2 separate regions of the Homo sapiens genome follow, and region 2 is linked to region 1. Evidence: read pairs that join two places in POLR2A ChIA-PET (ENCODE). Cell type or tissue: MCF 10A. All regions are shown on one strand. Links, peaks and the distances in the headings refer to the core of each region. The heading gives the core; the rest is flanking DNA.

Region 1 (16,435 bases), core at 3,961-11,960:
TTGTGATGAGACAGGAGGTAGAGAAAGCTGTTGAGTGAGGAAGCAGAAAGAAGTATCACATATCCTTCTTGAGTTTCTGAACCATGTTATGATTTCACTAGAAAAATGACACCCTTTTGGAAGTCCCCTTGAGAGGAGTGGACTTAGTGAAGCAGGTGGATCCTCTGGTTTATCTTCTGCACAAGAAGCCCTGCCTGGGAGAACTGACAGCCTTTTTGGAGTCCAAGTGCCAAACACCCACACACACAGCAAATGCCAGGAAGATAATCTTCACATTAGGTGATAGAGCTGAAATATTCCACAGGCTTATATCTCCATAGCTGTGGAACATTTTATCTGCCCATTATTTTGTTCAGTTATGGTCTCAGAATCATTATAATATACCTGGGCTAGTATAATCTTGAGGTAATGTCCTTGTACTCAGCTGCAAGATGGTAACTTTCCATTATACCTAGTAGTTCTTAGCCTTGGCTGAAGGTTAGATCCAAATGGGGAGCTTTAAAAATTACTGATAGTTGGGAAGCAGTAAACCAAATATTGCATGTTCTCACTTATAAGTGGGAGCTAACCATGGGTACACATGGACATAAAGATGGGAACACACCAGGGACTCCAAAAGTAGGGACAGAGGAGGAGGAGTAAGGGCTGAAAAACTTCCTGTTGAGTACTGTGTTCACTATCTGGATGTTGGGATCAAGAGAAGCTGAACCTCAGCATAACACAATATACCCTTGGAACAAATCTGCACATGTACCACCTGAATCTAAAATAAAAATTTAAATAAAAACAAAACAAAACAAAACAAAAAATTACCCATAGTTGTGTCCCACTACCCACCCCTCCCCCTATTTGGATTTAGTTTGTGTGGATTTCAGCACAGGTGTTGGTATTTTCAAAAGTGCTCCCAGATGATTCTAGCATGCAGCCAAGGGTATAAAGTAATGATCTAGAACAGTGGTTTGCAAATTGTGGTTCCTGGATGAGCAGCATCAGCATCACATGGAAACTTGTTAGAAATCCGGATTCTTAGGCCCACCTCAGACCTGAAACTCTAGAGGTAGAGCCCAGCAATCTGTGTTTTAAAAAGTCCTCCAGGTGAACCACTGGTCTATAATGAAGAGACCTCTTCTTTACTTATTTTTAGAACATCTTTTTTGAAGGAAAAGAAAAAGTGAGAATCTGACCAATTCAGTGTATGTATGTTCAAGGTGGGGTGCCATTTTTCAGACTGGTATAGAATAATGCAAATCTCTAAGTTGAACATAACGGCTGCCCTGAGCACCTTTTTTCCATGTATGATTATTGGTAAATCTTGAGTTAGATACTGTCCAGTAGATTTGTGCCATGTAGATGGCTAATCTGGCTAATGTATAGATTACCCCCATCCCCCAGATACATGCACGCAAAATGCCTAACAATGGATTGTCCTCAAAAATAGACTATACTGTAAAATTTCAGCCTGAGCCATACTGAGACTCCATGTTTTATATAAATAACAATTTTGGACTTCACTCATACTCTATACTTTTTTCGTCAATGCCACCTGCCAGTAGAATTCTGGTTTGCCTTGAGTTGACAGATTTACATTTGATTTATGCTTCATTCATTGCTAAAGAGTAAAGATCACTTAAATGCCATTTTGCCCTGTGATGAAACATGTCACTAACTCTACATTTGAGCTGTTTCCATGTTTACTTGTTTATTGAGTTATTTACGTGTTTATGAAGAGTGGTAATTGTAAATTGAGAGCACAATCCCACAAAAGGTATTGGAGAGCCCTAGGTGCACCATGCCATGTAAACCTGATAAATAGGAAGCTGTGTAATATCTTAGTGTCAGCAAACTCTAACACCAGTGTCAGTGGGACAGATCATGTGTGTGTCAAGCAAGAAGATGGTGTGGCATATAAGGTTGATATGTATATGATGATACCAATAAGCAAATGATGAAACAAACAAAGGCCTTCCTTCTCAAGATTTGGTGTGTGAACTAGGAGTATTTTTTTTTCCCGAGACTGAGCCTCCCACTGTCTGTTGCCCAGGCTAGAGTGCAGTGGCATGATCTTGGCTCACTGCAACCTCCGCCTTCCAGGTTCAAGCAATTTTCCTGTCTCAGCCTCCCAAGTAGTTGGGACTACAGGCATGAGCCACCACACCCGGCTAATTTTTGTATTTTTAGTAGAGATGGGGTCTCACCATATTCGTCAGGCTGATCTCAAACTCCTGACCTCAGGTGATCCACCCGCCTCGGCCTCCCAAAGTGCTGGGATTACAGACGTGAGCCACTGCACACGGCTGGATTAGGAGTATTGATAGCACCTGGGAGCTTTTTAGACCCAGACACCCAGTCCGCATCCTGTACCTGCTGAATCAGAATCTACATGGTAACAAGATATCCAGGTGACTTGTATACACACTAAGGTTTGAGAAGCACTAAGCTAGTGATTGTTTCATAAACAGTGTCTATTTTCTTCTTGCATTACTGGATTTGAACATGCCACTTCTAAAGCAAGCAGTCTGTGGTTCTCTCCATTCTGACGTTTCCAATGGAAACAGTAGGGCCACTAGGATGGGAAGTCAGCAGGAACAGCTGACCAAGAAAGGAAGTTTAGGTTGAACAAAGGTTTGCTTCATTTTTATTGCCCCTGGAGGAAGAACAATACTGTACAGAAGCTGTTAATGATGGGCTGGATTCGAAGGCAGTAATCTGTGCCAAAATCCAAATGTGTTTTTACTCTAAACTTCTCTCCAGATGTCTAGTTATACTCCAAAATTTCCAGCTGGTTAGAACCCCATAGAAATGGCTGGTCACTAAAACATATTTAAATATAAAATATATCCCTATTAACTTCATTTGCAATTTCTTCTACTCTTTTAATAATTTCATTAACTTCCATTAGCCAGCAAATTATTTGGCGCTGATGGAAAATGTCTAGTTGACCTTGATGGAGAGATTTTAGTGGAGACTCTGCTCTGTTTAACAGCTCACTCAGGTAACTATGGCAACTCTCCATTTCAGTTATGAACATGTCATACAAATCCTAAGTGAAAACAGCCTCAGCCTATCAATCCTTTTTAATAAGTAATCTAACAATAGTGGACCATTCAATCCAGAGAAAAGACTTTCTTTTAACTGAGCAATAATTGAAATGGCACTATGCAGGGAGAGCTATGATCTTAACATATTGGCCAACCTGTTAGCATGATTTCCTTGTGCACACTTCAACAAATCACCCATCCAGTTGAAACAGATAAAGAGAAACCACATGTAACTGCTTAGGTAATTTTGCCCATCAACACTCTGCACCTTTCAAGCTGAACTTTACGAATGGTTTCAAGAAACAGTGGGTGTGGTTTCCCTAATTTGCAGATGGAAACACCAACACCGGGTCAACAAGTGATGAGACTGTGTTCTATGGCAGCCTGTAGGAACCGCACCTGAGATGACTGCACTGGCCATACTGCTCAAGCCTTTTTCTCATACCTACCATTTGACCCCCCCCATGTCCATACCACATGCACTGTCATCACGCTTAGTTCTCCATGTTTTTTTGTGTTGTTCACCACTATATCCTAAGGGCCTAGCAAGGTGTCCAGCGCATGAGAACTGCTCAATGACATTTGTTGAATGAATCAATGAATATATAATTGGATTTATATTGTTTTTCAGCCAATTTGCAATAGTTGTCCTCCTCTGTGCTTTCAAAGCGCTTCCCAGTCTCTAAGATCCAATTCAAGCACAATGTGCTGCCTGAAGCCTCTTTAATTTTCAGTCTAAACTAACACCTCGTCATCAGAATCCGGATACAGTACTTGCTTTCTCTACTATTCTATTTTTTTGTTTTGTGAGATGGAGTCTCGCTCTGTTGCCCAAGCTGGAGTGCAGTGGTGTGATCTGGGCTCACTGCAAGCTCCGCCTCCTGGGTTCAAGTGATTCTCTTGTCTCAGCCTCCCAAGTAGCTAGCTGGGACTACAAGTGTATGCTACTACACCTGGCTAATTTTTGTATTTTCAGTAGAGACAGGGTTTCACCATATTGGTCAGGCTTGTCTGGAACTCCTGACCTCAGGTGATCCACCCGCCTCAGCCTTCCAAAGTGCTGGAATTACAGGAGTGAGCCACCAAACCGGGCCTCTCTGCTATTGTTTTTACTGCTGTCATTTTCTCTCAGAAAATCTTACATTCTTGTTTCTATACTTTATCTTCTCAACACTCTGAGTTCCAGAAGACCAGTGACAATGTCCTATATCCCTCAGATCTCCCAGCATAACACCTTGCACATCCAGATGCTGACTACATAGTTAGGGCTTATAAGTCAGCATGTCACGAAAGTATTACGACCGTATCAGAAGGAAAGCTTTTTCCTGGTGTACCAGGAAAGGCTCCACTTGAAGTCTGAGTTCTTGTTCTGAATGTGAATTTGGGGTTTCTGTAGGCCAGGGACCATAATGGGCCTCTTTGCCACTCTTGTTCTGCCCACTAGCACAATTACAACCAGAATCTACGCCCTTTGCTTCTCAGCAGGTAAATGTCCCATAAAGAACGCTTTGATCCCTAACTTTCTACATCAGCCTCATGGCCAAATTCATATTATTGCTGGGTCTAATGCTGTACAAAAAAAGCCTTTCTGGATTATGACAAGGAAAGGGAAGAGGAGATGATTAAGAGCCTTATTTTAGGCTTCTCTCACTGGAGGACCTTTACTCATTGCCTTTCACTTCACCATTAGTAACATGTCAAGAGCTGCTTGGATCATAAATAACACGAACCGTTCATGGCACGGAGAGCAGAGAACAGGCAGATAGTACTGACACACGTAGGATTTCGTAATATGTGTGCCAACCCAGCACACACACTGCAGAACCTGCTTCTCCCCTGTCCACTTGCCCAGACCCTGGAGAGACTGGGTACACAGATGTCAGGATTCTCTTTTGTAAAACTGACGTTTGTCTGGTGGGGGTCAGAGCCTTCCAGCGGTAGCCACCCACTTGTGTTACAGATGTCACCTCATGCCTCTCCTGCACCTTCCCCTAACAAGTCTCAGATGCTGAGACTTGGAGATGGGAAGAGTATTTTTGCACCATCTCTGCACAGTGTGGCTCAGGGACCTCACAGCCTAAAGGTCACCCTGTGCAAGGCAAAGTGCTCCTGCTTGAATAACCACAGTCTTTGTCCAGTGTCTATCTCTTCCCTCTCAGTTTATTTGCTTCTCTGCCTCTACCCCTAAGAATCTGTATAAATAATGAGCTTCTCAGGTCATTCAAGGGCAACTCATTAACTCCCTTAGGAAAAGCCAGCAATGTCTTTTCTTCCAAAGTGGTGGCTTAATGGCCACAAGCAGATAATGCTTTATAAAAAGGTAATAATAAAATAATAAAATGACTCTCATGTGATATGTAACAAAAGGCCCAATTTAGGAGACAGGTGTCAATTAATGCGGCCATCACTCATTCTTACCAGTGGATGACACAGGAGGAAACAGAAGCCAAAGAACCTAGGATTGAGAATATCTTGAGAAAGCTGCATCTGAGCATAATACATAAGCAGCTTCTTTTTGCAAATCATGGCAGGTTTTGCATTTGATTCCTCGTTCTACATGGACCCTTTTAAGTATTTTCCTGATCGGTGGTCCTTCTTCCCTCCTCTCATGCCCTTTCACGAGGTGTATGCACATCCGTTCATGTGCAGTCTCTCTCTCTCTCTGTCTCACACACACGCACACACACGCGTGTGTTTAAATAGACAAAATCATAATGATGGTAGTGATGATGATGATGATAAGGAGAAGGAGGCCTGGTGTCTACAGAACTTTATCCTTTGAGTGTGCATTTTCATGGATTAACTCAATAAATGTTTAAAACAACTCAATCATCTTTGTTAGGTAAAGTAAGTGTTATGGTTTACATTTAACAGATGAGGAAATTGGGGCTGACTTGTTAAAAAAATAGTAGTAAAGCCAGGATCAGACTATCTTTCTATTCTTCTTCTTAGGTGGTTCTCTTACCATAGCACACTGGAATCAAACCAGAGAACATCCTGTGTCGTAATTACTGGCTAACACACCACTCCTCCCCACCTAGCTGTGAGTGTTCAAAGGCAGAGACAGGTCTTATTCATGCCTATCTCCCACTTCCAACACAGAGGAACGCTGTGTATGGAAGAGAGGGAGAGAAGATAAATGCCTTCTGGAACATTGGTAGAAACAGAACCTAGAGGAAATAGTGTAGGAATCAGTGGGCCACAGAACTGTGACAGCCATTTCTAAATCACGACACCTGCTGGGTTTACTCCTTTTTTTTTTTTTTTTTTTTTGAGACAGAGTTTTGCTCGTTGCTCGTTGCTGGTTGCTCGTTGCTCGTTGCCCAGGCTGGAGTATAGTGGCCCGATCTCGGCTCACTGCAACCTCCGCCTCCCGGGGTCAAGCGACTCTCCTACTACAGCCTCCCGAGTAGCTAGGATTACAGGTGCGTGCCACCATGCCCGGCTAATTTTTGTATTATTAGTAGAGACGGGTTTTCACCATGTTAGGCTAGTCTCAAACTCCTGACCTCAGGTGATCCACCTACCTCGGCCTCCCAAAGTGCTGGGATTACAGGCGTGAGCCACCATGCCGGCCGGGTTACTCTTAATTTCTGTCTGTGAAGCCGATGTCCTCCTCCCTCCCTTCCCCATCTGTGCACACTGTTCCTCAGCTTACAGAAGTCTCTTATTTATAAAGGCTGCAGTGGCTGCTAATTCCCTTGTTTCCTACCTCACCACTTGGTGATTCCAGAGGAAACTCTGAATAACTGGTGCAACCTTACTATAAAGCAGGCTCTAAAAATGTCATCATATCTGAATTCAGACTTCTCTGTACAGGACGGAAGCACCGTAGCCTAGTTGGGGGCACTGCATGTGACCACAAAGCTAGACACGTGTGGGCTATTAACCACATCAAAGGCAAATGGTAAATTGCCAGCCCCTTTATTCAACAAGCATTACTGGGCTCTTACTAGGTGCAAGTCTCTGGATGAGTTGCGGAGGACTCCATGAACACCCAGGTGAGCTCCCTGACCTGGAGGAGCTGTCACCTGTAGAAGCAGGCAGATACGTGAAAAAAAAAAAAGACTGTAAATGTCTCTCAAGCACACCTTGCTCAGGTATATTGTGATGGCATTTTTTTGGAGATCTAGTGGTTCCTGCCTTTACGGGGCTGCTTAGGAGCTGGCTATGACTGCAGTCAATGGTGTGGAAGGATGGGGATTGAAAGAAGAATGCTTCCAGCAGTGGGGGCAGTAAGACAGTGTGAGAGAAACAGACATGGGCATCTCATCATCTTAGATCTCCTTCCTTGATTGTCCTGTGCACAAAAGTATCCAGGAGTAGAAGGCTGGACTCTCAGCATTGAATGGTTTTGAATAGATGGATTCAGCCAGCCCATGAGTCAACTACAGTCCCTGAAAGGGAATGACATCACTCAGAAATCCTTGCTCATCATGCCCATCAGGCAAGTGGGTATTAGACCTGCTGTTCCAGCACCAACACCTTAAAGGATATTCACTATGCATAATGCAGGGGCTTGCAGCTTGTATTTCCTCTGCCCTGGCCATGATCGTGGATCACATTTCACTTACATGGGGCTTTCTGAGAACGAGACTGGGCATGTAAAGAATGGTATAATTGAGCTTTTCCCTCTTGGCTGGAATCTGTGGTTGCATTCCCTCTAAACCACACAGAATTCTGATTTGCTGCCTTGGATTTTACAGGGTCCTCTGTGAAAAATAAAAGCCTACAGGTGTGATAGTTTACTGCAGCCTTGGAGATAGAATTTCTTATGACTGAATTGCTTATATTTTCTATGGGGAAAAAATCTCATACACAAACATGCACGTGCACGTGCACACACACACACACACACACACACACACACACCCAGCCTAAAAGATTTGTATTTGTCCTACATCCATTTCTTATGCAACTCCCTTCTTTGACTTTCTTTCCCGTTCTTTATGACTGCTCCACAGAACCCATATACAGTAGGGCACTTAAGTAGGCTGAAGGATTTTCTGCAGCTCCAGGGGAGAGCAGAAGAGTTTGGAGAATCACCCTAGAGGAAAAAAAAAAAATCTGCAGGTTTTCCACCCCTTTAGTAGAGAATTAGGTTTTAGAAATTCAGAGAGATTATCTGCAAGTCAGGAGGCCAAAGCATAGCTGTATCTACATGGCTGGAGAATTGTGAGCTTTTCTGTGCTGTCGCCCCAGGGCAGTAGTTAACATACACAGGTCAGTTCTCAGGCCAGTTAAAATCATAGCAGACAGGGGCCGGGCGGGGTGGCTCACGCCTGTAATCCGAGCACTTTGGGAGGCCGAGGCAGGCGGATCACGAGGTCAAGAGATCGAGACCATTCTGGCTAACACAGTGAAACCCCGTCTCTACTAAAAAATACAAAAAAAAAAAAAAAAAAAAAAAAAAAAAAAAGCCGGGCGTGGTGGCGGGTGCCTGTAGTCCCAGCTGCTAGGGAGGCTGGAGCAGCAGAATCGCGTGAACCCGGGAGGCGGAGCTTGCAGAGAGCCGAGATCGCGCCACTGCACCCCAGCCTGGGTGACAGAGCAAGACTCCGTCTCAAAAAAAAAAAAAAAAAAAAAAAATCACGCAGTTGGGAATATGGAATGGACACAAAATTAAGGGCATTGCTTTCCCATTTCTGCCTTTCTAGTCTTCTCTCTTTTTTTTCTTTATGTTGCGAAAAAGAATGCCTCACTGTGGTGACCTGAAAGATGCCAGAGCACTAGCCCATTAATCAGAACAATTTTATATTAATACTGGATGAGTTCATTATGATTAATAAGGAATACTTTGATAAGCTGAAATTTAAATTTGAAGCAAGGCAAAAATAATATGGTGCTTCTCTGAAGCATGTTTATTGAGGGTTTATTGACACTTCACCAAAGTACATGTCTGTTAAATGTTTTTTGCCATGTGCTAATAATATCCACTGGACAAATCCAATTCTTTCCTTCCTGTTACTGGGGAATCATGTCTCCTTGTGTTAATGGCTTCCCCCATAGCAGGCAGTTCAAGCTATAATTGAACAAATATTGAACGTCTATATCTCAGTGGAAATATACTGTAATGAATATCCCTGGGAGTCTGCTTATTTCTGACCAAGATCTGAGACCACTGGGGTGCCAGAGACTCTGAGAAGCCAGCGTCTCCCAGGGCCAAAGATGGGGTTTGGATTCTCTTCAAGGCTGGTGCGGAGTAGGGGATCTAGGAACCTTTCTCTCTCTCTCAGAAATGAGCCTGTGACCTGGAATAGCATCCAAAGTATCCTTCACTCCCCCCTGACTCTGGCTGCCTTCAGATTACTACTTTTTCGTTAGTTATGAATCTGGCTACCTCCCAAGGGACTGTTGCACCATTTTCCCATCTTGTAGGTTCAAAATCACAGCACTTGCCCTAGAATTACTGAGTAGAGCAAGACACTATCCCTTGAGCGATTTGGAGGCAAGAACTAAGGAAACATGAGGATCTTTGTAATTTAACTGCATTCTTCGGTTTCTCCTTTAGACTCTGAGAATCCTCATCCTCTAGGTCAGTGGTTTCCAAACCTCACTGATCATCATCATCATCATCCAGGGACTCTTTTAAAAATACAATTCTTGGTCCCCACTTGGCCGATATTCTAATTCAGAAGGTTAGAGGGAGGAGGGGAATGAGGACAAAGAAAGGGAAAATAACTGACAATTTGCTTACCCTAGCGTCTTGCTCCACAGCCCTCCACAGATGTGATTTATTTTTTATTATTCATTACAAAGACTTAATGATATAATTATCCAAAAGCAATTAGATGCAGAGTGGAAACAAAGTGCTTAAGGAGCTGGGAGGTAGACTTACTAACAAAGAGGATGGAAGAGTAAAGTGTCACCGTGGTGCGATCTGTCAGGATCTGGGCTTCTGGCTTCATACCTGAGCATGTGGAGAGGACCTCTGTTGGGGTCATCAGGGACAGCAACTGATCACACAGTTTCCATCTCAACTTCCCAAAGAAGCAAGTGCATATAGATTACTCCTGATCCTTCAGATCTGCAGTGGACCATGGACCACCATGGCAGCCTCTCTGCCTCTACTCAGCTGTTGCATCCTCATACCTTAAGAATCTGAATCTTCTTGGCCGGACGCGGTGGCTCACGCCTGTAAACCCAGCACTTTGGGAGGCCGAGGAGGGCGGATCACAAGGTCAGGAGATCGAGACCATCCTGGCTAACACGGCAAAACCCTGTCTCTACTAAAAATACAAAAAATTAGCCGGGCGTGCTGGCAGGCGCCTGTAGTCCCAGCTACTCGGGAGGCTGAGGCAGGAGAATGGCGTGAACCTGGGAGGCGGAGCTTGCAGTGAGCTGAGATCGTGTCACTGCACTCCAGCCTGGGTAACAGAGTGAGACTCCGTCTCAAAAAAAAAAAAAAAAATCTGAATCTTCTCGCAAATATATATTTGTCAGACTACTATTGTAGGCATTAGGGACTTAATGGTGAGCAAATTTAGGGCCTATGCCCTCTCATTGAACTTGCATTCTGTTAGGAGGAGAGCTACAATTAATATTTAAATAAATAAAATTATTACAAATCATGATAAGTGATTTGAAAGAAACGAGGCACTGTGATAGAAAAGAGGGTGTGTGGGGAAGGAATAGTTAATTAAAGGAAATACAGTAGCTCTAAGAGAGAGAGCCAAGTGGTAAATAGAGCCAGGCTTACAGGAGTTCTAGACCCAGCTCTGATAACTGGGTTATGTGAGAATTTCAGCAAGTCGTTAAACTGTGACTGTATTAGTTTCCTATTGTTGCCATAACAAATTACCACAAATTGAGTCGCTTAAAATAACTTAAATACATCACATTACACTTCAAGGGGTCAGAAATTGAAATGAACCTCACTGGGCTAAAATCAGTGTCGGCCGGGCTGCCTTCCTTCTGGAGGCTCTAGGGGACAACCTGTTTCCAGGTCTGTTCCAGCTTTGAAAGGCTGCCTGTGTGCCTTGGTTCATGGCTCCCTTCCATCTTCAAAGCTAATGTAGCATCTTCAAATCTCATTGGCTCTCCTGCCTCCTTCCTTGTAAGGACCCTTGTGATTACATGACATTCACCTGGATAATCCAGGCTAAACACCTCATGTTAAGATCCTTAACTAAATTTTAGAACACAGTCTCTTTTGCCATGTAAGTTCACATATTCACAGGTCCCAGGGATTAAGGCATGAATGTCTTTGGAGGGGATATTATCCTGCCTACCATAATACTGCTTTTCTTTCTCCTTATAATAGGGATACTGTGATTTTCCTGACCCACCTCACAGGGCTATTATGAGAATCAAATGCAGTAATGGACATAAAAATGTTTTTACAAATGGTAAGAGTCAATAGATGTAGAAGGAGTTTTATCCTTCTTTTACTATGGAGAGACAGAGGGTTCAGAGTAAAAGAAGCATCATGGAATGAAACAATAGGAAAAAGGTACTAAGAGTAAAGGTTAAAGGGGGAGGTTGTGTTTAACCTAAAGGAAAAAAAAAGAATTTTTTTTTGTCTTTGATTATGTAGAAATACTATGACAAGGCTGTTCATCGGACATACTCATGTCTACTACAGACCAAGCAAGAGGCAGGAGATTTTTTTGCATCACTTCTTGACTTATTCTGTTCCTTTCCTCCCTTCAAGACCTAAATCAGAGCCAGAAGATTGTTCCTACCTTCATTATTGTGGATCCATCTCTCCATATTGTTTTCTGTTAGCCCTTTTCATGTCTTTCTTAGTTCAACAAACATTTATTGAGAAATTACTATATGATGAGTGTGTTAGTCCATTTTCACACTGCTATAAACACATACCTGAGACTGGGTAATTTATAAAGGAAAGAGGTTTAATTGACTGAGAGTTCCACATGGCTTAGGAGGCCCCAGGAAACTTACAATCATGGCAGAAGGCATGAATGGAAGCAAGGCACGTCTTTCATGGCAGTAGAAGAAAGACCGCAAAGGGAGGAGTTTCACTTTTAAACCTGAGAACTCACTCACTATCAAGAAAAACCATGGGGAAAATGCCCCCATGATCCAATCACCATGGGGATTACAATGATTACAATTTGAGATGAGATTTGGTTGGGGACACAGAGCCAAACCGTATAGCTGGACATTGCAGTTGGGAATTTGCAGATGAAAAAGACAGTCTTTTCGTGCAAGTAGCTTGTAGTTTAGCATGCTCTCCTAGAGCCCCTATCACTCACTGCCTTGATTTATAGTTATTGGTGTATATGTTTGCTTCCTCTACCAGATGATGTGCTTCCTGAACACTGAAATCAAATATAAGTCAACTTTGCATCTGCCATGACCCAAGCCCAGTGTCTTACAATTACAGGTTTCACAGATGTTGGGTGAATTCAACAGAATGATGAATTCTTATTCATCACAATTATTTCTTACAAAATGAGGGTGCTTTTGGAAGTCTTTGATCTGTATATATATAAAGAAGAGAACAGAAGTCTTTCTGGGATAGTTTGGAGTCACCTGGTAAAAGGCAGAGCCCTAGACCAAATTATTTTTTAGTTCTTTTCCAGGCTTCTTCTTATAACTCTGATTGTCTTGATTAAGTACAATTTTTAAGTCCTGGGGTGTGGTGAGCTTTCAGCAGATTGTAGACCATTTTTGTTCTAAGAATCTTCTGGTCTAATCTAAGTGGAAGATTGTATATTGTCAAGGTAGTGAAGGGTTAGTTGTTAATGATGCTTATTTGCATATTTCATTCTTGCTGCAATACTTTTCTCAGCACAAGAGCTTTGTGCTGGGCATGGTGGCTCATGTCTGTAATCCCAGCACTTTGGGAGGCCAAGGCAGGTAGATTGCTTGAGCTCAGGAGTTTGAGATCAGCTTGGGCAATGTGGCAAAACCTTGTCTCAACAAAAAATACAAAAAAAAATCAGCTGGGTGTGGTGACATGTGCCTGTAATCTCAGCTCTTCAAGAGGCTGAGGTGGAAGGATCTTTCGAACCCAGGAGGTTGAGGCTGTAGTGAGCTGAGATCACGCCACTGTACTCCAGCCTAGGCAACAGAGCGAGACCCTGTCTCAAAAAATTTAAAAAAAAAAAAAAAGAGCTTTGCAGCATGACAGATACTGGGTATGTCAAGGAGTCCAGTTGCTTTGTGAAGGTAATCCAGTTATGGAAATTTGCAAGGCTAGTGGTGTGCCCGTACCTTATTGACTTCCATATTTTTTTTATTTCCTTTCTGCCCACATTTGCTGTAGATTCACTTCCCTTGGGATGCCCTCCCCTCACATCTCTGCTTATCTAAATTTTATCTATCTTAAATTGTCCCTGTTTAATCTCACAAAGAAAAATACTGGGATTTACCTTCTGGAGATAGTTCATTCAGATACCTGAATTAATGGCTGTCAATTCAATTCATCATTTGTTATTAGTAATCATTAACTTCTTGCTGATGTCTTTGCCTTTGTTCTTTATAAAACGCTACTTAGCTTTTGTTGTCCTCCTCATGTGCTACGTATTTTATTTCTGTGTGTTTCTCTTACAGGCTACTATAGTACTTTGCACTTAGTAGATACTCAATATATCCATTATTGAGTGATTCTCTTGATAAACTAAAAGTTGAAATCCTCACTCTCTTCGCCATACATATGAATCATCACCATATTCCACTGAGGGGAACACATTCAAGCTAAAGGAATCCACTTGTTTAGTAGAAGCACTTTGGAAACCTGATTTGTTTTCCCACCTTCTTCCTCCCAATCCTGCAGAGATTCTGAGAGTTCAGCTCCATATGTCCCAGTGGCTGAACACCAGAAAGCTTAGCAGTTGAGTACAAAACCTGTCTCTAAATTACACACACAAGCCAGGACCTCCTACTTGCCATGTTGTCAGACCAGAGTAGAACACAGAAAAGGTACATCGTGCTACAGGCTGACTCTGTTTGCGTCCCACTGCAATACAGGGAGCCAAGAGAATCCAAATCTTCAGTGTTATAATATGGCCCTTCTGCAGGTTGGGTTGGAATATCTGAGTGTTGTCTTTGTCGTCTCTTGTCAGTCATCCCCAGAGAGAGAAGCATAGAGTACATTGAGTCCATTTAAGAACCCACCCAGTGAGAAGGGACATATGCAAATGTTAGTGTACAGTTAGAGTCTGATGAGGAATAAAAAGCATGTAGAATTTCAAGCAGAATTGCATTATTCACACTTATAGCGGTATAAAGAGAAACCAAAAAGCACTGCCCTGCCTCCAACTAAGAAAACATATGTTATTTACAGGAGCTTAATGCCCCTCTGCTGTCTGTGTTGCTACATTAGAATCCCAGTAGATACCTAGCTTCCTGGCCTCAGACTTGTCAGGGTGGGGAAAAAAAAGTTTACCAGCTTTGGAGAGACCCTCTCAGCCCCAGAGTCTGATTTTCATAGATATGCTGAGATAGCTCTTCAGGTTCATCAAAGCCAGTTTCTTTGGGGACCTATGAAAACATTGCCTGAATAGACACTAAGATGGGATCCGAACACTTGGTCCATTCCACCTCTCAGTGCTTCAAGTTGAGATCCTGGGACCTGGAATGCTTGTAGCTACCTTCTTCTGATTCAGGTATCTACTCCACTATCACCGACCATCCTATAAAACAGAACTCTCCCTTCCCTTACTGTGCTTTATGTTTCTCCAGAGCATTCATCACTTCCTGACATTTTATGTATTCATTGATTGTCAGTCTTCCCCACTGGACTCCAGTGACTCCTTGAACACGTGTATGACAGAGCCCAGCACAGAGGTATTCAATATTTGTCGAATGCTTATACTGATCAGACCCTGCAGGAGGTAACAGATGAGACACATATTGGTCAGTTGAATTAATTTAATTTCTGAGCCAGGATTACTTGGAGTATGAATGGGGTTTAAAAAAAAAAAAATCCGCCAGGTGTGGTGGTGGATTACATGTCTGTAATCGCAGTGCTTCAGCTGAGGCAAGAGATTTGCTTGAGACCAAGAGTTCACGACCAGCCTGGGCAACCTACAAAGACGCCCCCATCTCTACCAAAAAATAAATAAATACATAGCCAAGCATGATGGTACACACCTGTAGTCCCAGCTACTTGGTAGGCTAAAACAGGAGGATCTCTTGAGCACAGGAGTTTGATGTTACAGTGAGCTATGATCAAGCTACTGTACTCCAGCCCGGGCACAGAGCAAGACCCCATCTCTTACAGAAAAAAAAAAAAGCAAAAAAAGACCAATAATCTACCTCACAGCACCAAACATTTAATATGTACCCCTTAAACCTCACTACCTTGTATCTTTGGATCTTTGTATGCAATTCCCATCTGTGACCTATGCCAGCCCATGAACTTCCGTGTCCTCTCCTGAAGAACCTCAGCAGAAACGTACTTCTGACAGCTCAGTTTCTAACCAACCTCCATACCGGCTGCCTCTGCCTCACTAGAGATCTTGACAACAGTCTTTTTGATCCCAGCCAGCTCACCTCTTCCCTCTCCACCCTCCCTACTCCTGTTTATTTCTTTGCCTATTGGGATCAGAGTTCTTGGCTCTGTTCCACATTCCAGGTATACTTAATCCTTGCCATGGTAGCTCAGCAGATGGGGCCTGAGCCTTTTCTACTGACAAAGACACCTATGTGGGGCCCTCAAGTCTGCCATTTAACCAGTTCTCAAGGAGTTCAGAAAGGAGGGAGGCCGGCAACACTTTTCAGTATTCACAATTCCCTTTCATGGTGAGAGCCTCTCTGGTGAAACTTTAGATGCTACTTCTTTATTTCCAAAAATATTTTGGGCTTTCCCATCAGCACAGCCAACAATATAAATCACTAAGAGTCTAGGGAGGGTGTGAGTATGTGAGATCACAAGCTACAGAAGCCAGAGGCTGTAAAGTGGGACTTGCAAAAGCAGAGATAGGTGGGGTGGATTTGCATGAATTCATTTCAAACTGAGGTTCTGAGTGGGGAGGGAAGAGGGAGTGAGAAGGAACAAGAGCTAAGGAGATTAGGATCAAACGATGAAATTAGGTGACAGAAACTGAAATCTGGTACCTCTAGACTGATTTCTCACCAAGACTCTTGGTACCTTTCTCAGTCTGGAATATTTTTGCCCATAGCAAAGTCTGAACCATCAAGGAATGGTCAGGATTTCCCTCAGAAGACATGATTCCTGGGGCCAGGCATGATGGCTCATGCCTGTAATCCCAGCACTTTGGGAGGCCAAGGTAGGAGGATCACTTGAGGTCAGGAGTTCAAGACCAGCCTAGGCAATGTAGCAAGACTCTGTCTTTGAAAAAAATTTAACAAATTAAAGATAATTAAATTAGATGTTTAAAAAACCAAGGCCTGTTTCCCTGATTTTTTTTTTCTTCAAATTCTCCAACTCTGGAGATGGTATGTCAGTTTCCTAGAGCGGGGCT
Region 2 (16,435 bases), core at 1,808-9,807, 210 kb before region 1:
GTTCACAGGCAGGGCAATGTTTAGTGAAAACAATTCTAAATTTTTTATTTTGCATTTTCATGCTAATTTCCGTCACACTCCAGCAGGCTTCCTGGGAGAATAAGGAGAAATACAGCTAAAGACATTGTCCCTGCTTACTTACAGCCTAATGGTATGCAAAACCACTTCAATAAAGTAACAGGAAAAGTACTAACCAGGTAGAATGGACCAAAACTGATATAGAAAAATCAGAGGAAGAGAGGAACAAATATTTACTGAGTCCTAGAATGTACAAGGCTTTTTAATTACATATTTTATGTAAGGCCTGCAAAAAACAGGTGAGTAATCAACATTTGTCCCATTTTACATATAAGGAAACTGAAGCTTAAATTGAATAATTTAATGCATAGATTTTATAGTTAGACCATGTTCAGGTCCCTATGTTATACTTACTAGCTGTATGAATATGAGAAAATAATTTTGTTATTTTCTTGGCATCAGTATTTTCATCTGCAAAATAAAGCTAAAGTTATTTAGCAAAACAGTCAGCATAGTGCCTGATACATAGTAGGTGCTCAAAACATGAGTACCACTAGTAGTTGGTAGTAGAGAGATTCAAATATAGGCCAGGGATAGCTATATGAGAACATGGGTCACCAGCAGGGCCTGAGAAGAGGGAGAAAATACGGAAATGTGGGATTGGGGTCGCTGAGTGCAGGCATGTAAGTTAAGTGTTTGGGGAACAGAGCAGTGCTTGACTGAGTGTGGCTGGACGTGAGTACTGAGGGGGACAAATGAGATTGATCCACATCCTGGAGGGCCTGGAGATCCGGTAAGAGCAAATCAGAAGCCCTGGAAAATGGTAGAGCAAGGACGGCTCCAAGGAATCAACAGCTATGATGCAATAATAATCCTTCATATACTTGAAGACAAGTATTACATTTCCCCTCCAGCAGCCTCTTCTCACAGCGCATTGCCTAAGTGCTCTGTACTACCCATCTTCAAGTCCCTTGAGCTGCTTAATGCCTTGCTATTTACACATTCTCCCATTCATGGTGAGTTATATACTGCATGACATGCCCTTTGACACTAAAAGGACATAGTTTTAAAGCACACTAGCTAGATGCAGAAGAGGAAGTAAAAGAAGCAGACCAAGCTATACCTCGCTTCTTAGGTTCACTGGGCCTTCCAGTGCAAACAAGAAATGCCCTGTTGGTAAAAGTGTTTATACTCTCTTGATGTGTAAATCAGTCTTCCCAACAAATGAGTTTGCCTGTATACTAATGTGGAAAAGGTATTCTCATTATTAAAAAAATCATGAACAAAAATTCGTGAGAAAAGCATTATTTTAGATGGTCTTTGAGATGTACTTATTTCCTTGCTTGTAATACAGATGTGTTACAAATTTTTTACTTGCCTTAAGGTCCAGTTGGATACCAGTTTCCCCCATTTAGTTCTTGTTTACAAGGGAAAAGTAAGGGACCCTAAGGAAAGATGGCAAAGGAGAAAAGCCAACATCTCCCTCCTCCCTGATTCATGGCATGATGCTTGGATGCTGACGGTAGTGAATGGGCTATTGACTAGCTTCAACCTTGGCCTACACATTTGTGAGAAACAGAGGTAAAAGAGCAAAAGCTATTCCACTTCCCTATAGAGGACATGAAGAGAGAAGTTCACATATTCTCCACAGGTTGAGGACAACTAGAGAGCTGGACCCTACCATAGCCAAATTACTGAAGGAATGGATATGAAAATGGGCAAATGGCAATACTGACACATGCTACAGCTCTCCAAAGGTCTTAATGTTTTAGCAAAGGTTTTAAACTCTTACGTCAAGATTGTATGCATGGGTCCTTTTTAGAGTTTGGGAAAATATTCATTAATTCAGTAAATAATCTTTGTACAGCTCTTCTGTGCCATGAACTGTGCCAGGAATACATTGATGGACACTTCAGTATAGCCTTTGCCCTCTTTGAATTTACAGTGTAGACGGGAGGTGAGTGGGGTTAGAAATAGAACTGTTACAGTTGGCTTGTGTAAGGAGGCAAAGAAGCATAGCAGTTAAGAGCCTGAGATCTTAACTCTTAACTCTGAGGTGAGACGACCAGATTTCAAATCACCCCTCTAACACTTAGTTGTGTTTTCTTGGATAGGTCAATTAAATTCCCTTGCCTCAGTTTTCTCGACTGTGAAATGGAGTGATAGTAATAGAACTAACATCTTAGAGCTGTTGATTAAATTTAGCAATTGCCTAGCACCTCGTAAAGGCTCAATAAATTTTAGCTGTTATTATTAGTGTGTGAAGTAACATACCTGAATCAGATTCATAGGTTTCCCAGCCCAGAATTGTGTTTCCAGTAATGCATCAGACATTTAGAGGAAGAGCATGGCTTTTCTCTTTAATGTTTACTTAAAATGGTTAGTGAAGAGTATCATATTATCAGTTCCCTCAATAGTTGAATATGGAGACATCACCTGGGATAGATTTCCATCTCCCTAGAATGTTAAATAGTGTCCTTCTTGAGAATGGGACCAAGTACTACCTCTTCCAATCCTAAGATTCTAGGACTCCTAATCTAGAAGTTGAATAGAGTGAATGTCCTCTTGACTCCTTACTTCTAGAATTCAGTCTGGGTTTCCATTCAGTTACCCAGCAAGTGTGGAGTGTGGGCTTAGTAGGTAAATGAGAAATTTAAACCATCTATTGGGAGTTTTGAATCATTGGAACCAAATAGACAAACTTACCAATTTAATTGAATTATTAATTGAAATTAATGAATAATTCTTAAGTGAATTTGGTCCTAGAGCCACAAAAGGTTAGACGCTTCCTACTGTGGAGATTTAAATTTATGCTTTTGAAAGCCAGATCCCTGGCTAAAGTTGCTAATTTACTGCATCTGCAGATGAATAGGCAACACAGATTTGCCGTCTTTCCAACCCTAAGCAGGAGCATGTTGAAATTTCCATGCCTTGATGTGGCTCTCACCTCAGAATCTCTTTACTCAGTACCTCCTCAAGTGCGGTTTTCCATAAAAAACATGAGGAAGATGTTGCCAAGGGTTCAAAGCAAGTTTTATTGATGACGATTCTTAATTGAAAGCATGGTGTTTCTATGAAGTGACAGGATTAGAAAACAAATAGTCTCCATTCTTTAGTAGATTATATTTGGGCAAGGATGGATTTATTGTCCAAACTCAGAGCAAAGAATGTAGTCAAAAATTTTTATCTTTTTTTTTTTTCGCTTACTCCCCATGATTTAACCTTAGATTCCTCCCCTTTCTTGAGGATAATAATGCTTAGGAAATGTAGTGTCAAACATAGTTGGGTTGTTTTGTTTTTAACAGTGTTCTTGCTTCCTGAGTCATTCTGGCAGATTCATACATTAACATGGAATCATTAACATTTTTGCTTTAAAATTTCTCTTTTGTCAGAAATGTGGCTGAGTTATATTTGTAATTCTTATCCAGCCCTCTAATAACTGTCACCCACATGAAGCCCAACACCTTAAATGCCTCATTGTACAACAGAGTTCTTTTCAGGTAGCTCTCATAGATTTCAGTAGAAAGTTAATTACATGTCTGTTTCTAAGAAAATTCAGTTAAGGCAAAAGTCGGCTACAACCTCTAATAACTTACCGGGAGTCTGTTGGATACACAGTATCTCTTAGAGTCCTGGTAACCAGGGTGCAAAGAAGTAGCTTAATTGAATACAATATGTACTGTACTGTGTCTTACTTATGTGTAAAATGCTCATATCTGGAGGTCACTGGAGTCTAAATTATGTAAAAATAAAAACATTCTCTGGCTAAGCAGCTGAGAAATGAGGATTTTTTGTTGTTGTTGATGTTTCTGTTCACCTAAGTTTCTGATACTTGCTAAACCGGCTAAGTCTTGCGCATTTGATTGCCACACCGTGCTACTTAATTTCAGACAGCACAAAGTATGTGCTAGTGTATTATCCCATTTGGTTGTTTCGCAGAAGTGTTAAAGTGCAAAGTGCAGAGATGAGAGTAAACAGGAAAGAGGAGCTATCCTGACAGAAACAACAGACAGAGGCAACCGTTTAGTAAAGTTTGGGCCCAAGTCCTAGAGCCATTGCACCAAAGAGAGCTTCCTTTTCTCCCTTAGATTCTTTGCATGTGGATCTGTTTGCAGGCTCAGTCCCCCAGAGAGTGACTCTGAGCTGTCTTTGTGCTAAATTAAACATTAGTTTTCTCCTTGGGAACCTGATCTTCCATAGACTAGGCAACAATATCTTTCTGAGAGAGCGAGCTCCCAGCTAAGCATTTCCCTCAGGAAGATACTGGCTCAGGAGCCCTTTCACCTCTCCGATCTGCTTAGCTAGTGTGAGTGCGTGTTGCATGGGAATTGTTTTGTCTAACCAGGTCTAGAAGCCCTTAAAGTGATGACTTGTACTTTAATCCTTGGTACAATGCTGGAGGACCCATGCTACTTTAGCATATAATAAATGAAAACAGAGTAGCACCCAGATCATATAAGATTACAACCACACATGGGAAGGAGTTCTGATTGCTCACTGCCTCCCAAATTCTGCACCCACAGCAATGAAAGAGAGTGAGTTGCAAAACAGAAGCCATCTCATTTCTAGCCTTCTCTCATCTCTATCCTGCCCATCCCCCTAGAGGGCCAGTTCATATTAGTCTAAAAATAGGACACTATTCTGCAATTTATAGAGTTGTATAAGCCCTTAGAGAGAAGACAGACCAAATCCTCTTTTCGTAAATGAAGAAATTAAAGCTTTTTTTTTTTTTTTTTGAGATGGAGTCTCACTCTTTCGCCCACGCTGGAGTGCAGCAGTGCAATCTTGGCTCACTGCAACCGCCGCCTCCTGGGTTCGCGTGATTCCCCTGCCTCAGCCTCCTAAGTAGCTGAGATTACAGGCGCCCACCACCACGCCCGGCTAATTTTTTTCCTTTTTCTTTTTTTTTTGTATTTTTAGTAGAGATGGGGTTTCACCATGTTGGTCAGGCTGGTCTCAAACTCCTGACCTCAAGTGATCCACTCACCTTGGCCTCCAAAAAGTGCTGGGATTACAGGCGTGAGGCACTGCGCCTGGCCTTAAAGCTCATTTTTTTATTAAAGAGAAAGCCTCCAAGAACCCATAGCAATAGATCTTGGACTACAGCCCAAGTTTTCCTGACATCTATTCCAGGTTATAAAAAGTAGTCATTTGATTAAGGATTTTTAATAAACCTATAAAAAGAACAGTTAGGGGAAATTTGGTATTTTTATTAATATTTTGGTAGTAAGAGTAGCATGGAGTTTAGAGCCTGTGGTAGATTGTCTTTTTTGTTTATTGTTTTGAAACAGGATCTCACTCTGTCACCCAGGCTGGAGTGCAGTGGCACAATCTCTGCTTACTGCAACCTCTGCCTCCTGGGCTCAAGTGATCCTCCCCGCCAGCCTTCTGAGTAGCTGGGACTGCAGGTGCACACCACCACCCTTGGCTAATTTTAGTATTTTTTTGTTGAGACAGTGTTTTGCCATGTTGCCCAGGCTGGTCTCAAACTCCAGGGCTCAAAGGATCCACCCACCTCAGCCTCCCAAAGTGCTGGATTCCAGGCATCAGCCACCATGCCTGGCTGGTAGATGGCTTTTTAAATGATCACAATGATCCCTTCCACCCCACACGCCCCTTTGTAATGTAACTTTGCCACTCCTGGCATCAAAAAATGGATGCTTTTTTCCCCCTTGAATCTCGATTGGCCTCGTGACTTGCATTATCCAATAACGTGACATAAATGACATGTGCTACTTCTGAGGATGGCCTTTATGAAGCCCTCTTGGAACACCGACCTGATACCAACATGTAAGGAAGCCAGTCTAGCTAATTGGGAGATGAGCATGCAGAGAACCAAGGTGCCCCGACTCTAATCAGCACCAACTGCCCACACACAAGTGAGGCCATCTTGGACCCAGCCAATCTTCCAGCTCAATGTGGCCACACAAGTGAGCCCAGGTGAAACCAGCAGAGGAACTGCCCAGCCAATCCACAGAATTATGAGAAATATTGCGTCATTGTTTTAAGCCACTAACTTTTGGGGTGGTTTGTAAGTAGAAAAGTTTAACAGAATCAGAGCTGGAAAATTTTAGCATGGAAAATGACTCTATTTCATTAGCTGTGTTATCTTGGACTGGTTACTTAACGTCTTTGAGCCTCATAACTCTGCTTTTCAGGATAATAGTAGCTGTCTCAAAAGGTTGTGGGGATTAAATGAGATAATACAGTTTATGAAATAGCCTACAGTTTTGTTTGGTACATGGCACAGCTTAACAAACAGTTTTCCTGCTTTCTCTTTGTCTCTTCTCAATGTATTATAATTCATACAAATTCCCTCTTTGTCAGTTCACATTCACTTCATGTGCATCAACATTCTCCTAGGCTTCCTCAGATCACTGTTCCTCTAAACAGCGATTAATTTTTTCCCTCCTGGGTGATGCTGTCATTCCTTCTAACTACCAAATTTCAAGCATTCTTGCTATACTCCATGGAACACATCTGCCTTCAGTAGTCTACCCTTAAAATAGAAAAGGGTTAACCTCATAAAGATGTCACTCCCTTTGTACTGTTATGCTGCCCTTGGGAGACTCAAACAGCATAGCAAATATATATGGGCAATGTAATTGCATTCGATCTTCTAGGTCACAGAAGACTTTGTTAGCTGGTATAGCAGACAGGGAAAAGTGAGCACATTCCCATCTTTAAGAGCACTGCTTCTAAATTCTGTCACTCTTTTTGATAGGAAATTACCCTAACAGCCTCATTTTTTCCATCTTAGCCTTCACAACAAATAATAAATAAAGAAGGAGTGATATAGTCATACTGTATTATACCTACTTACTATACTTATTCGTAGTGATACTGTATGAGAGTACTGGTCAGGGGATTGGGTATTGAAGGTTCTAGTGCTGGCTCTGATACTACCTAGTAGGGCAATTTAGTCATGTCCTTTAACTTCCTGGTATTTACTTTGCTTCTTGGAAAAACAGTAAGTGGCACTTGGTATGTGGCTTGTATCACTTCTTAGGCCTCTTTTGGTATGACACACTTTGCAGAGTTCCCTGATATTTGATTTTGTTTCTCAAATTTCAGTCTCTTCTTACATATGTTTATTGAGGAAGAATTGAAAGGAGCAGTGACAAAATTGGCAATGTTTTGTAGCAGTAAGGAGGGTCTGAAGTTATGTGGGGGACAAGGTCCAGCCATGGCGGAAGGGGGAGGTCCAAGCCATATTAATTGTTGAATACCCTTCCTAGAAGTAATGAACAAATCACTCCATCTCTGGCCATATTCTGAGGGACTTAGAGTTCCAGTTTGAGAAACACATTTATAGGAGTAGAGTTTGATTCATTAAATTTATTTTTAGAGAGAGTACTGATTTTTTTTCCCCAGATCCTCTCAATTACACTTGTAATATTTCTGTAGGGTAAAGATTCCCAAGCGATTACCCCTTGTGAAATAATTACATGAAACATTAAAAAAAACAAAAAGGAAAATATTCTGTAGAGCCTCTTACTAAAGAACTAACTAGTCTTTCAGCTGTGTACATCCGTCTCTCCATCTGTTTGTCTATCTATTTCTCATATATACATAACAATTGAAAAGTGCAGATTGATGGATGGGATTTTATATGTGTCACCACTTCATTTTTTAAATATGTGTCTGCTTTAACGGGGAACTATAAAAGAGAGTCAAGAAATTGCCCTGGGGGAGGGGAATTCAATCCACTGCCTCTTTTTTTCTTATCGCTAAAACCCTAAGCAGAGAGTATAATCACCTATTTCCCAAGGGCAGCCCTAAGCCCTTAAAACTCAGCTCTGTTTAGGGATTTAATAGAACTGGAAAAAAGAAATGCATGGGATCTGCTTCTAGGAGCAAACCAACAAAGAAAAATTTTCCCAAACGATATTAAATCTAAAGAATTTTTACGGTAACACAGTCCCCTCTCTCCCTCCCTATCTCTTGATTCAGTTAGAGCACAGCTCTTCCAGTCACTTCTTTATGACTCGTACGATCTTGGGGGGTGGCGTGGGGTGTCTGTGGATCACATCTTAGGCTCTGGGCCAGCCCGAGCATTTTTTTTTTCAACAACAGAGCAAGATGTAACTAGCATAAAGTGAGCAAGGTCATTTGGTTGTGGTTGCCATTTTATTTCATTCAAGCTGAGAGTAGACACACTCAGCTTCATTGTTAGGTTGGAGCCATAAAGATAGTGACATTTTTTTCAGTTACCTCTAAGCACCTTAGAATTTCTTCTGTTAAGATTTGCTGGAATTTTAGGTGAAAATATCTTGGTGTTATGCAACATGGCTTTTCTTTTTAAAAATATTAAAATAAAGGAAGTCAAGTTGCCTTTCTTTCCCAATAGATGGGGTCTTACCTTTGCTTAGGAAATATACCTTAAGCTCCCATCACACATATATACACACATGCACACACACATATGCGCTTTGTTTTTGATTGTTATTATTTTGGGGGGATGGAATATCACTCTGTCACCTAGGTTGGAGTGCAGTGGCACAATCTTGGCTCACTGTAACCTCCACCCCCCGGGTTGAAGTGATTCTCCTGCCTTAGCCTCCCGAGTAGCTGGGACCACAGGTGTGCGCCACCACGCCTGGCTAATTTTTGGATTTTTAGTAGAGATGGGGTTTCACCTCGTTGGCCAGGCTGGTCTCGAACTCCTGACCTCAGGTGATCCGCCTGCCTTGGCTTCCCAAAGTGCTGGGATTACAGGTGTGAGGCATCGTGTCTGGCCTGATTATTTTTAATATATATGAACGGAAGTTGGTTACATGAGTGCCTTGTTAGATAAATAAGAATCAAAGAAATACATTGAAGAGTATGGGAAAGGGCCGGGCGCAGTTGCTCATGCCTGTAATCCAAACACTTTGGGAGGCTGAAGCAGGCAGATCACTTGAGGTCAGGAGTTCTAAGACCAGCCTGGCCAACATGGTGAAACCCCGTCTCTACTAAAAAATAAAAAATAAATGTGCTGGACACAGTGGCAGGTACCTGTAATCTGTTGAGGCAGGGGACTCACTTGAGTCCATGAGGCAGAGGTTGCCGTGAGCCGAGATTGTGCCACTGCACTCCAGCCTGGGTAACAGAGCAAGACTCTGTCTCAAAAAATAAATAAATAAAATAAAAGTGTATGGGAAAGAAGATCAGTTTTGAAGGAAGTTTCTCCAGAAGACAAGAACCTGCCAATTACAGAAACTAAGGAAAAACTCCATTATATTACAATGATAAGTCTGGAGTGACAGGAGACCCCCATTCGGGTCCAGGCTTTAACTAACAGGATGACCTCGGGGCCAGTCATCCCTCCTTTGCTTCTTTATTTCCCCATCAGCAACCCACACGGGTTGGATTCCCTAGCATTTTGCTTGGCTGCATTATTCTTGTCGTACAGGATTCAGCTCAAATATCACCTCCTGGAGAGACCTGCCTGTCTACCCTAACTAGAGCAGACACACATGACTGATCTCCTTCTCTCGCGAAATCTCCCATCATGTTATCCCATTACAGAGGTTTTGTTTTCTTCATAATTTTTATCACTATCTGAATTATTTTGATTCTTTGTTTATTTGTGCATTTCACGTTGTTTCCTATATTCCGTTCAATGTAAGCTCTATGAGACCAAGAACCTGGGCAGTTTTATTCACCATAAGTATTCCAAGCCCTAGTGGTTCCTGGCACATTTTGTATTCACAATAAATATTTGTTAAGTCAATGACCAGATGAATGGCTTTTAAACTCAAGATAGTTTTTTTTTTGTTTTGTTATTTATTTATTTATTTATTTACTTTGACAGACTTTTGCTCTTGTTGCCCGGCTGGAGTGCAATTGTGCGATCTCGGCTCACTGCCTCAGCCTCCCGAGTAGCTGGGATTACAGGGGCCCATCACACCATACCTGGCTAATTTTTTGTATTTTTTCAGTAGAGACGGGGTTTCACCATGTTTGCCAGGCTGGTCTCGAACTCCTGACCTCGTGATCCACCCGCCTCGGCCCCCCAAAGTGCTGGGATTACAGGCATGAGCCACCGCACCCAGCCTAAACTCGAGATAGTTTTTAAGACTTTCAGCAAAGGGATATAAAAGAAAGAAGGAAGGGCATGCAATTGGACTCCAAGGTCTTAACCTCTTGTTTATGCATTTAAAACACACACACACACATACATGCACACACACACACACACACACACACACACGCTTTAGTGTGATTAAAAATAGAGTTCCAGTGCTACAACCATTTGAAAAGTACATGGACTAGATAATCTCTTAAAATTCTTCCCAGGTTTAAATTCTAAAGCCCAGTCTGCCATAAGAGGAAAATGTTGGTGCAAGGAAAAAGATGATGGAATAGGGTTACAGATGTTGAGTGCCTACTACATGTTGGGTCTTGTGTTGGGTCCTTGAACCACACAAGGACAGAGTTCTTGTTTAATGGAGTTTACATTTTAATGGGGGGGGGGCGGGGTAGACAGAGAGTAAACAAACAAAGGAACAAGAGAAATTTAACGGTGATACAATGCACAGCTCTTTGTTCCTTACTTCATATGGCTAATTGGAGATTGATTTGGGTTAATTAAAAGAAAGCAAATCTGGGAAACTCTGTGGAAGGTGATAACCATAAACAAATTTCTACCCACAGAGCTAGAAGAGGGGTTTCTGTGCCCGTGGCTGCTCCAAGCCTGGACATCTGCCTGCACAGTGGTCTTTTTGGCCCAGGCTGTGTGCTACTTTGGCCAGTCTGTGTGAAATGTTGATTCCGACATTTCCAGGGAAGAAGGTGGTCTTGTCAGCATCTTCTGTGCCTTGGAGCTATTGTGATCATTTTGTTAGAAATCATCAAGTTTTGAGAGTTAAAGAGAAACTGCTGAAAGGTACGGTTTGTGAAGGAGAATATTGTTCCTCTTTATAGAAACAGAAAAAAAAAAATGATCAGTGTCCCAAGGAGGTACAGGCATAAATCTAAGGAAGATAACTCGCATTTGTAATGGTCATAATAATAATATATGTACATGACCTACAGAGTCCTCACAGAAACCTTATGCTATCACTGAAAAAGATGGAGCTATCTGTAGTTTACAAATGTGAAACAGACTTGGAGAAGTTGAGAAATGGTAATAATATCTTACTTTTGAATAGCAAATTTGCAGTTTATGGAGTGTGTTATTTCATTATTTCAGTTTAAACATCATTTCAGTTTCTTCTCTGGAGTATTACTACCCTCGTTTAAGAGACAGGTATGAGAGGCTCAAACTTGTCTGTGCTAACTCCACTAGTAAGCATCAGTCTACCCCTGGGGCTCCTGGACCTATGCAGGAGGCACAAAGCTGGCAAAGTTGAATAGCTAAACCCCAAATGTATAACTAAATTTGCAACTAGATGGGGACGTTGAATGTCTTCAGCTCCCAGACATACACCCACACATAATTTGAAGCAATGACTCCCCTAGAAAGAATGGCAATCATGAATGGAATGAGGATGTCAGACACCCAGGGCACACCAAGTCTAGAATAAGAGAGGCTGAAACAAGAGTCTTGTTTTTTCTTATTTAAATCCAATAATTTGTAAGAATACAAGGCAAGATGAGAAAACCTTTTAATGTATGAAAGCCCACAATTTGGTACCTGTATTTCTTGTGGGTCCAGTCAGCCAGCAAGTCTGAGGAGCGAGGGCTACAAGGTCATTATGAAGAGAAACTTGATCTTGAATTAAAGAAGTAGACTCTTCTCTGCCACCAAGATTGGTCTCTTAACTTTTTCTCCTTACCATTGCTTATTTCAGAATGAATATATTAGATGGAACTTTAGGGAGAGACCTGAAGCTCTTTGCTGAGAAGTGATTTTGAATCCATTCAGATTCAAGTAGGGAATAGGTTTTTTAAGCCGATGAATGTTTTCTCATTACCTGGAGAAAATGTGGGGACTCATAATCGGTGGGATTTTGCTTCAAGGTGAAGATGTGCCTTCTTATTTATTTTTGTATTTCCATGGCCTACAATAGTGTCAGACATCTATTACACAAGCATTCCATAAATGTGTGTTGAACTACCCTGTGGCAAGCATGAATTTTTAAGGGACAGCAGTTCTTTATATTTCTGTGGCTGAATGTATTGTACACCAAATGTGAAATACTGATCTTCAAGGCATCCTTTTGGTTCAACACATTAAAAAAAATAACATGTATTAAGCGTTTATCATGTTTGGCACTCTTCTAAGCGTTTTCTGAATGTTAACATATCTTTGCAATTATACTATGAAATAGGTACTATCTTATTCCCATTTGGCAAGTGAGGAAATTGACAAATTAGGTGAAGGAAGATGCCCAGGTCATGCAACCACAAGTGGTGGAGTCAGAATTTGAATACAGCAGGATGATGCCAGGGCCAAGGTTTCTAATCATGACTTCGCACCTCGTATAGGAGCAGATAATTACATAGGTATTATCAGACTCAACTTACACATGGTCCAGGCCTGAATTTTGAAGGCAAGTGCAACAAGACATTTGAAAGCCAATGACAATTAGAACTAACTGCTAATCTAAGCTGCAGATGAAATTCAGAATGAATGTCTAGGGGCCACAGATTACTCTTTGAGACTGTTGCCAGTCGTCTCTTTTCTAAGAGGTAGAAAGTGCTTGAACACGTAGAGCCTATGAGTGACACATGTTTTGACTGGCATTCCAGGGTAGCTTTCAGTAGCCACCTGGAGGGCTGTGTGGAGGATTCTAAGGCCATACCTACGCATGATGGGAAAGACAGCTGTGGTGGTTCATTGTCGACATCTGCCCTGCAGGCACAGAGAAGGCAGCATGGCTGACCGGTTTCTGAGATAGATTCTTCAGGGTTGAGGAATCCAAATCTGGAGCATAATCCATAGAGATTCCGGATGAATTGTTAATTCCCATGAAGGAATGCATCAGGACCAGATTATACTGTGAGTGGGCCTCAAATCTATTTATAGAATAAGTTTGGGTTTAAATAAGTTAATTCATTGTAAGTGCCTTGAAGACAGATAAGTTCCTTGAAGACACAAAAACCTCTTATCTCTGAGCATGCAGATGGGTTTTTTTTTTTTTCAGCATTTTGTAAAGGGCAATACAAACTCAGCTTCACTCCCTCGCCAACCTGCAACCAGATCGTTCTTCCTAAGCACCTCTTACATGGAAATTCTAAAGATACCATTACTGTGGTGAATATTCTGAGGGAAATTCTCTTTGGCTAGAAGGAGCAACAGAAACGTACAGATGTGTTTAAAAAAAATGGATACCCTAAACTTACGTGATCACTGGAACCTTCTTTGGGGAATCACATTTTTCTATAAGCTGCCTTTTAAAACATTTTAGCAAGTATGTCTTGAGATATTGTATCTAAGCCCCACCCTCAGCACTAGGAATGGAGTGGTGAATAAGATAAGTTCCATGGTCTCTTGGAGAGTGCTTTTTTTTTTTTTTAAACCAGTAGCCTCTTTTCATGCTAGAACATAAATGATCCAGCTTCTTGAGTTTGTGAGTTCCCTAAATTGAATACACAACTTTGTGCGATGGCATATATGCATTTTCAGTGTGGACGCATTCCACAGTTTCGTCAGATTCTCCAGGGGTTCCAAGGGCGAAAGAACCTGAAGCCTAGGCCTGTGGAGATGGGAAGACTCCACTAATACTAGGCACACTGTGATTCTCCACTCTACACAACAGCTAACTCTAGGACATCCGGCATTTCCTTTCTTTGTGTGTCTGTTCATTCTAGTTTCAGGAATCTGAAGAGAAAGCAAACGTAACTTTCTTCATGCCTAACATATTTCCTTTACGTTGGACTTTTGTTATCTATTTTGTTATCTATCTAGGCATTTTCTTGTTTCTTTTTTTTGAGACGGAGTCTCGCTCCGTGGCCCCCAGGGTGGAGTGCAGTGGCGCGATCTCGGCTCACTGCAAGCTCCGCCTTCCGGGTTCACGCCATTCTCCTGGCTCAGCCTCCCTAGGAGCTGGGAATACAGGCGCCCGCCACTACGCCCGGCTAATATTTTGTATTTTTAGTAGAGACGGGGTTTCACCGTGTTAGCCAGGATGGTCTGGATCTCCTGACCTCGTGATCCGCCCGCCTCCCAAAGTGCTGGGATTATAGGAATGAGCCACTGTGCCCCGCCCATTTTCTTCTTTTCTAAAAGGCAGTCAGTCCTCAGATAGCAGCTGAACTCTTTTCATTCTCTTTTGCAGTTCAGGTTTGAGCCCAGTCCAACAATTTTTTGCTTTATTTTTAAGTGACCTCTTACCATTTTCAGGCTTCCTCCCCTCTCACCTTGACCTCTAACTCCAAATTTATGTCTCCTTGTCATTGTGGGGAACTTCTTGGAGAAAAGGTTAAAGCTAAGTTGGAGCTCTGTCTCGGGCCTTTCATAGCAACACTGACTCTTATTATTAGCGGTGCACTCCAGGCTGCTAGAGTTCATATTTTGGCAGTAGACCATCAAACACCCTATTTTTAAGAGCCTTTAACTTCGTTGTAAACATGTGCTGTGACTGGGAGCTTATTTTCTTTACTCATATTTACCAAAAGCAATTTAGCTGTTGAAAAGTTGCTATAAGGAAAAAAACAACAACAACAACAACAAAAAACTCGGCCTTCAGGAACATTTTTCCACTCATATAACTCAAAACTGTTCATGATCTTTAAAAAAAATTGGCATTTAGTTGTTTGATGGTCCAGTCATATTGGTAATTTGAAGGGAAGAAGAAATGGAACTGCTAGGTCATTTTGCTATGACAAATGTCCATTAAACACATGTGGAGGGAATAGTGTTGGCCACACATATTTTATATGATTGACCAGAACAGAATGGCTCAAAGAAGGCAGTCTAGTATACTGAGTAAATCGTTTTGCCCTTAAAATCTCCTATATTTAGAACAAAAACCTTCTATAGACATACTTCCTGCACACTCTAAATTCTGTAGACTCTACTAGTCCCATTAGGAGAACAAATAATATCCCAAACGCCAAGCATCAGCTTGTACATGCACTGATGGATTATTGATGTCTGAGGACCTTGAAAAAGAATCTACAGAAATATGATAAAGGAAGGAATATCGCAAATATGTCTATTTCTTTTGTCTCTGGAAGGAATTTAAGCAAGTGTAACAAAACACATAGTAATCTTTTGAAGCGGTTGTGACTTCTGGCCTTCAAGCGGGAGCTTTAGGAGGAATTTCAGTGTTAAAAAGGAGAGGCTTGAACTTTGACATCTTTCTCTCGTGATTTAAGATTCTAAAAGTAGTGTTAGGCAAATTCTTATATTCCAGCACAGGAGAAACACCAGCTTTCCAAGAGGATTTAGCATTTCTTCATCCCTTTAGCAATACAAGAGGGCAACTGTGCTCAGAGGTTGGCTACATTTGTGAAGTGGGAAGTATAGAAAGATCTGGAAGTATGTTTTCAGGGTCACGAGCCCAGTGGGCAGCCATATGCTGTGGAAGTACCTTGGCCTGGAAACCCTCCAGCTAAATGATGAGTGTGTCTTTCTACACAAACCCTATTTGAAGGCATGTTGCTGCAGTGTTGTTTTTACCCCTCAGGTAAAATGTTATTTTCTACCCCATATCCGAGGCAGATAAGCCCTGAAATTGGCCAGCATGTGGATTCCACATGTTTTCTCCCACTCTTCCAACTGGATGTGCTCTTGAAAACATTGACTTTCTTGGTCCTTGTCATATGATATGTTTTCTTATTGCCATACTTCCTGCTCTGGTTTTTCCATTTCTCTCCATTTCAAGTACTTTCAAAGACAAGAATCTTCTGGTTGTAGCAGGCATTCATTTGCTACAAATGCTGGCTGTTTTTCCAGGCATAAGAAATACACACACAAACACACACACATCTCTACCTCACAAACTCCTATTCCTGTCTTCTTATAGTAATAATGAATTGAAGACTATCACTGTACATTAATCTGGAAATTGACAAGAGAATGCCTCTATACCAGCAGAAGTTGAGTAGGGTAAGGGGGAGATATAATACAATCAACCCCCAAGTGGGAATTGTCTACTCCACTCCTATTAGATCTGCTCAGAGATGAGAGTGGATGTTCTGCCAGAGCCATTTCCAGAGTCAGCAAAATGTGCTTCTTCCCTGAGTTGCCATGAGCTTGAGTATACCAGAGGGCTAGAGAACAAACTCAAAATTATATTCTTTAGTCAGCTGAGCAGAGTTGCTTTGGAGCTGTGATGAGTAGTTTCATGTCTAATGACTCCCTTACTCCAGCCTCCCAGTGTGTCAGCAGACCCCTGACTGTACTTCATTGCTTAGGTTTGCTGTGGTGGAATTTGTTAGTTGACAGGTGACATAATCCAATCAATATAACAAGGAGTTCATTCCACTTCATTCCATTTTCCTCCTTGTTGAGTTGCAAATATTTCATAGATATATCCTAACT

What was found. ChIA-PET counts read pairs that join two places held together with the same protein. Peaks named below come from ENCODE experiments on the same cell type or tissue, not always from the same donor. Only the 100,000 strongest peaks of a DNase experiment are listed, where the experiment ranks them.
Region 2: POLR2A ChIA-PET joins it to region 1 with 5 read pairs; 9 of 35 experiments call an interaction of 5 or more read pairs at or near these places.

The regions. Positions count from the first base shown.
Region 1 is chr11:96,113,973-96,130,407 of GRCh38, reverse strand. The region is part of intron 1 of MAML2 (mastermind like transcriptional coactivator 2); the gene reads left to right. Among named protein-coding and RNA genes, the nearest start is that of MTMR2, 200 kb to the right of the region's middle. RefSeq lists a cis regulatory region at 5,112-5,125 and an enhancer at 5,046-5,190. In MCF 10A, for the core only: no CTCF peak of the experiment used is centred there; a DNase peak (open chromatin) is centred at 7,527.
Region 2 is chr11:96,320,137-96,336,571 of GRCh38, reverse strand. All of the region lies in intron 1 of MAML2 (mastermind like transcriptional coactivator 2), which reads left to right. Among named protein-coding and RNA genes, the nearest start is that of MIR1260B, 13 kb to the left of the region's middle. RefSeq lists enhancers at 3,731-4,231, 10,817-12,016. In MCF 10A, for the core only: no CTCF peak of the experiment used is centred there; no DNase peak of the experiment used is centred there.